Regions from separate parts of the Homo sapiens genome. Here region 1 is linked to region 2. The links are chromatin contacts, found by Hi-C in ENCODE. All regions are on one chromosome and are shown on one strand. Each heading gives the region's core, a stretch centred on a gene start or an enhancer-like site at or near the end of the contact. The rest is flanking DNA. Distances are from core to core; before and after follow the strand shown. Region 1 holds the start of CLPB (ClpB family mitochondrial disaggregase). Region 2 holds the start of LTO1 (LTO1 maturation factor of ABCE1).

Evidence for each region. A loop is a pair of places that touch in the nucleus more often than their neighbours do. Pooled maps may share reads with other maps.
Region 1: a loop to region 2 is called in a map of CD8-positive, alpha-beta T cell, with 8 times the contacts of the local background. The contact joins the promoter of CLPB here to the promoter of LTO1 in region 2. A Hi-C loop is called at or near these places in 2 of 168 maps with a recorded cell type or tissue (CD4-positive, alpha-beta T cell and CD8-positive, alpha-beta T cell) and 5 of 50 pooled maps.

What each region holds. Positions count from the first base shown.
Region 1 is chr11:72,433,033-72,436,237 of GRCh38, reverse strand. CLPB (ClpB family mitochondrial disaggregase) reads left to right here and starts at 1,707. Exons shown (of 16, transcript NM_001258392.3): 1 at 1,707-2,166. The coding sequence starts at 1,764. RefSeq lists enhancers at 756-1,562, 1,626-2,085.
Region 2 is chr11:69,673,605-69,676,957 of GRCh38, reverse strand. It overlaps LTO1 (LTO1 maturation factor of ABCE1), which reads left to right and starts at 1,605. Exons shown (of 5, transcript NM_153451.3): 1 at 1,605-1,768. The coding sequence starts at 1,719. RefSeq lists enhancers at 1,244-1,443, 1,313-1,813 and a silencer at 1,934-2,023.

The sequences.
Region 1 (3,205 bases), core at 458-2,957, 2.8 Mb before region 2:
GGCTGAGCTTGCAGTGAGCTGAGATCGTGCCACTGCACTGCAGCCTGGGCGACAGAGCAAGACTCTGCTTCAATAAATAAATAAATACATAAAAATAAAAAAACTGAGTGCCTCTTTTGTTCCAGACATTGTTCTGAGTGCTAGTGATATAAAAGTGAAAAAACAAAGTCCTTGTCTCATGGGGCTCATGCTGTAGTGGAGAAAGACAATAAAAATGTAGTATGTCAGATGGTGATAAATGCTGTGAAGGAAAATTAGGATGGGGTGCGTAGGATTACTATTTTAACCAGAATGGTCAGGGAAGACTCTGATCATGTGAAGTCTGAGCAGACGTACAAGACTTGGAAGAAACAGAACTGGCACAAAGAAGAACTTCCTCCTTTGCCTACCTATGGGTTCAGTTTGGAAAAGAGGGGGCGGGATGGGAGTGCAGGTGTTAATGGAAACTATATGCTCAAAATCAGAAGACCTGAGCATTACTTTACTCCAGGTGATTTACTGGCAAATCTTTTCACCTTTGAGCCTCAATTCCCTTCACTGTAGACGGGAATAACAGTTCTTGCCCAGCTTCTCACACACAGCTGCCATGAGGATCAGATGAGATGACCCACTTGAAAGCCCTTTAAAAATAACACAATCAGGGCCAGGCGCAGTGGCTCACGCCAGTAATCCCAGTACTTAGGGAGGCTGAGGCAGGTGGGTCGCTTGAGGTCAGGAGTTGGAGACCAGCCTGGCCAACATGGTGAAACCCCGTCTCTACTACTAAAAATACAAAAATTAGCCAAGCGTGGTGGTGCGTGCCTGTAATCCCAGCTACTCGGTAGGCTGAGGTGGGAGAATCGCTTGGACCAGGGAGACGGAGGTTGCAGTGAGCCGAGATGGCGCCACTGCACTCCAGTTTGGGCGGCAGAGTGAGATTCTGTCTCAAAAAAAAAAAAAAAAAAAAGACCGGAAGTCAACTCTTCAAATAAAATGTATTCCTATCTCAGGTGCAGTAGTTACCCTAAACATCTTTTTGAAAGGCCGCCCAGGCTGAAAAAAGAGATAGGCTAAACTAAATAAGCATAAGTTTCATAATATGCCTCTGCTGAAGATTCTTGGGTAATTTACACCAGTCAAAAATTGTGGGCCGGGCGCGGTGGCTCACGCTTGTAACCCCAGCATTTTGGGAGGCCGAGGCGGGCGGATCGCCTGAGGTCAGGAGTTAGAGACCAGCCTGGCCAACGTGGTGAAACCCCGTTTCCACTAAAAATACAAAAATTAGCTGGGCATGGTGGCGGGCGCCTGTAATCCCAGCTACTCGGGAGACTGAGGTAGGAGAATTGCTTGAACACAGGAGACGAAGGTTGCAGTGAGCCGAGATCGCGCCACGGCACTCCGGCCTGTGAGACAGAGCGAGACTCCGTCTCAAAAAAAAAAAAAAAAAAAAAGTGTGTCGTGTGCTTCAACTAAACTAGGAAAGAAGTCTTGGGATTCTAATCTTTAACTCTAATCGCCACGCCCCTTCACCCGAACTCTATTTCCCAATATGCCCCGGGCTTCTATAATCCCGCAGTCATTGTGACGCAATCCCACAGCCTTCTGGGAAACGTAGTTTATTTATTCTCCAGCTGGGGAAAGGCTTAGGGCTGTGGACTACCTCTCCCGTGAGGTAGTGCGCAACTCCACCCTGTTCGCGGCGTCTTCGAACGCGCCGCGGCAGCCATGTTGGACGTGGTCAGCACAGGGGCCGGCACCACGGGGTTATCGAAGCAGCTGTCAAGATGCTGGGGTCCCTGGTGTTGAGGAGAAAAGCACTGGCGCCACGGCTACTCCTCCGGCTGCTCAGGTCCCCAACGCTCCGGGGCCATGGAGGTGCTTCCGGCCGGAATGTGACTACTGGGAGTCTCGGGGAGCCGCAGTGGCTGAGGGTAGCCACCGGGGGGCGCCCTGGAACATCGCCGGCCTTGTTCTCCGGACGTGGGGCAGCCACCGGGGGGCGCCAGGGAGGACGCTTCGATACCAAATGCCTCGCGGCTGCCACTTGGGGACGCCTTCCTGGTCCCGAAGAAACACTCCCAGGACAGGACAGCTGGAACGGGGTCCCCAGCAGGGCCGGACTGGGCATGTGCGCCCTGGCCGCAGCGCTGGTGGTTCATTGCTACAGCAAGAGTCCGTCCAACAAGGGTGATTATGAGATCTGGGTTTGAGGAAGGGAGAGGCGGGAAGATTGTCCTAACTTCGTATCTTAGGAGGGTGGGAGGTACTTATAGGTTTAGATCCTTAGAGCCTAAGTCTTGGAGGGACTCAGACATCATCTGGTTACAGGGGCAGGGTGTTGCCCTAGAGACCTCATCACCTCGGAGTTGTATAATCTCGTACCATAGATCCGCTTCCCCTCTCTGGGCATCATTTTATCCATCTGTACAATGGGGATATTGGACTAAACATCTAATATTATAGCATGGTCCCCTTATGTTTCTCATATTCTGCCTGGTCCAATTCCTCTTTCCTGAGATCTCCAGGAAACGGAAATTATGGGGTGTTTTAAGGGCAACCGCCAGATGGTTTAGAGAAGTTGCCAAACCGCTCCCCCCTACCCCCCGCCACCAAAGGTGCCAGAGTCAGGAACAACCTGACTCGGTTCTAATGCCAGCTTGACCTCAATTTATTTATTTATTTATTTATTTATTTATTTATTTATTTATTTATTTATTTCTGAGATGGAGTCTTGCTCTGTCGCCAAGCTGGAGTGCAGTGGCGCAATCTCGGCCCACTGCAACCTCCGCCTCCCGGGTTCAAGCTATTCTCCTGCCTTAGCCTCCCAAGTAGCTGGGACTACAGGTGCGGGCCACCACACCCAGCTAATTTTTGTATTTTTAGTTGTTGGTCAGGATGGTCTCGATCTCTTGACCTCCTGATCCACCCGCCTTGGCCTCCCAAAGTACTGGGATTACAGGCGTGAGCCACCGCGTCTGACCAATTTCTTTATTTATATAGTGAAGGATAGTTTCCCAACATTTTTACAGTACTGTTATTTTGACTCTTTTTGGAGTTCAGCGGCCTGAGTCTGTCAGTCTCAGGATTTTGCTGTGTCTGGTCTCACATGCTGTGAGGTGATCTTGCCATGTGGGATAGTTGGCAGGAGAAGGAAGGTGGATTCCTGGAGGCCCAAGGGCAACTGCTGGGGGACTGGCTGATCCCGATTAGCATCTCATTTGGATCC
Region 2 (3,353 bases), core at 356-2,855:
TCTTTAACTCATCTGGAATTATTTTGATGAATGGTGTGAGGCATAAATGGAACCAAGCTTTTCCCAAACAACCAATTTTCCATTATAGTTATTAGTTAATATTTCCTTTCTCCAATTAATTTGTAATTCTTCTTTTTACCACATGAGAAGGCTTTACATCTATGAGAGTCCATTGTCTGGGCCATTTACTTTATTTCACTGGTCTGCCACTTCTTGAACCAACATACCACAATATTTATATTGACACTTTATCTTTTCATATCTGATATGAAAATCATTTTTTTCTAAAACATCTTAGTTATTTTTATTAGTTTATTCATACGGATGAAAAAGTTTAGGATTTTGACACATTTTACCAGATCTCATGGAATTTTCTTTGGTACTGCACTTGTTCAGTTCCCCAATCCTCAATCATGGTAGAGCTGTAGTTTTCCTTATATGGGTCCTGCTCAAATTGTTAGAAATTCTTATTTCTAAGAAATGTATTATGACTATCATAAGGCGATTTTCCCATCACCACCCCTGCTCAGGTTACTACCAATTATTGTTGGAATAACAGAAAGTGTTTTTTTCCCTATTCATCATACACATAGCTACTTGCTGCGATTATGGATTCTGAGAACGTCTTAGGTGACTATTTGGGTTTTCCACGTGGGCCATCATATCTGCAAATAGTAGTATTTCTGCCTTTTTTTTTTTTTTTTTTTTTTTTTGGTATTTCCACTTCTTGCTTCATGTTTTACTGCATTGGCCAGGGCTGGTAGAAAGATGTTCAGTGGTCACGTGAGGTTTTACTACTGACTTTATTAGGAATGCTTCTGGTGTTTCTCATCTGAGTTCCGTTGTCGCTTAGACTTTGAAATCCCTTTTTAAAAATCGTGTTCAGAAAGCACATCTCATGGAAATGACAAATATGAGAACTAAAACCGACAAATTTCTGCCCAAAATCCCACATGCAGAGCCTCCTGGCCTGGAGCCTCCTGAGGCGTCGGTTCTTTGATGACTTCCCATTTCTTTTCCCTTTTTTTTTTTTTTTTTGACGGAGTCTGGCTCTGTCGCCAGTCTGGAGTGCAGTGGTGCGATCTCGGCTCACTGCAACCTCCGCCTCCCAGCTTCCAGTGATTCTCCTGCCTCAGCCTCCCGAGTAGCTGGGATTACAGGCGCCTGCCACCATGCCCGGCTAATTTTTGTATTTTCAGTAAAGACGAGGTTTCACCATGTTGGCCAGGCTGGTCTCGAACTCCCGAACTCAGGTGATCCGCGCGCCTCGGCCTCCCAAAGTGCTGGGATGACAGGCGTGAGCCACCGCGCCAGCTGATGACTTCCCATTTCTTCCTTGGTTCTTTCGGAGCCACTTTGGGAAATTCGGTTCTATCTGCAGTGGTAAAATACAGGTCGGCTCTCCACGCGCGCGGCCAATGGACGCTCCCAGCGCGGACAGACAGGCCCTTTGCTGGAGCTGGGCAGGGCGAAAGGACCCCAGGGCGGGGCTTCAGTCGAGGCCGGCCCCGCCCACCGCTGCAGCCGCGCATGCGCCATGTACAGGCTGCTTTGGGCCCTCCCGCGTGCCGTTCTTACCCGGCCTGCCCCGCGCCGCCGCTTCCGGAAGTGGGTCTCGTCTCCTCCCAAGCGGAGCATTTGTGCCTGAAGCTGCCGGGTCTGCTACGGCACCGCGGGGCTGCAGAAACCCGGGGGCCAAGGGCGGGCTGCTTGCCGCTATGGCTGGCAGTCAGGACATATTCGATGCCATCGTGATGGCGGATGAGAGGTGGGTGGTGAGGCCGGGCCCGCACCCCGCCCTGTCTGGTCGTCTCCCAGCGGCTTCGCCGCCGGCTGCGGCCCAGGGCGGCTGCTGGAGCCTGGCGTCCCTTGGGCGTGCGCATTGGGGAGCGCCTGGTGGCCGTGGACGCAGGGACAAGTGTGGGCCTGATGCTCTGGTCCTCTTCTCCTGGCCCGCTCCGGCGGGGCACGTGCCCAGCTGCTCTTCCAGACCCGCCTTCCCTGTCAGGGCTGCCCCAAACATCTGCTCAGCCTGGTGGTTCCCCTCCTCCGAGGCCGCCTCGTCCTCTGGGAGGACAGACCTTTGCCATCTGGGAGCTGCCTTTTTTTCTGGTTCCTTAATCATAGGACATACGGCAGTATTCATGGATGTGCTGATAGATGTACCCGACCACACCCCTTTTCCCTCCAGAGCCCCTGGGGAGCCCCTCGTGCTGCGACAGTGGGGGAGCTGTGAGTTGCCTCCTGGCTGACTTCCAGTGCCCGGCCCAGAGGACGCGTCCATAGATGTTAGTTAAGAAAGCGGCCGAACATTTAGCAGTCAGGCGCTGACGTTTATTTAGCTCGCGCTGTGAGTCAGACACTGAGCTAAACGTTCCACCCTGGTTATCTACTTCAGCCCTACTTAGTAAGTGGATCCTATTATTCTTCGGAATTTACAGACTAGGAGGCACAGTCACTTTCCAGGGTCACACAACTATTAAGTGGGGAGCTATGCACCCTGCTTCATGGGGCGCTGCAGCCCACTCCTTGCATGTTTGGTGACTGCAGGTTAAGATAGTGGCAGTTCCACTGTTGGGCCTCAGGGTCAGTGCTACTCCGGGTACCAGTCGGAGAACATTTTGTGGTGATCTGATGCCATTTCTCTCTGTTGCCCTACCCATGTGATGTCAAACCCTGTGTATGTTGCAGTTTTTTGGAAGCGGTTGACTTGGGCTAGTGCTACTTGAACACTCACAGAACTTTGGCCCCCTAACTCTGGCTGCAAACCAGACTTATCTAGGAGACTTTGAAAAGTAGATTCCGGGCCAGATGCGGTGGCTGACGCCTGTAATCCCAGCACTTTGGGAGGCCGAGGCGGGCGGATCACGAGGTCAGGAGATCCAGACCATCCTAGCTAACATGGTGAAACCCCGTCTCTACTAAAAATACAAAAAATTAGCCGGATGTGGTGGTGGGCGCCTGTAGTCTCAGCTACTTGGGAGGCTGAGGCAGGAGAGCGTGAACCCGGGAAGCAGAGCTTGCAGTGAGCCGAGATCGCACCACTGCACTCCAGCCTGGGCGACAAAGCGAGACTCCATCTCAAGAAAAGAAAAGTGGATTGCAGGCCAGGTGCGGTGGCCCTCACTTGTAATCCCAACACTTGGAGCGGCCAAAGCTGGAGGATCGCTTGAGCCCAGGAGTTTGAGGCTATAGTGAGCTGTGATCATACCACTGCACTCCAGGCAGGGCAACAGAGACCCTGTCTCAAAAAAAAAAAAAAAAAAAAGGAAGAAAGAAAAGTAGATTCCAGGGCCTTGCTCCAGACGTACTGAATCTCTGGGGGTGAGGCTTTTGAGTTAATATCTTTGAAT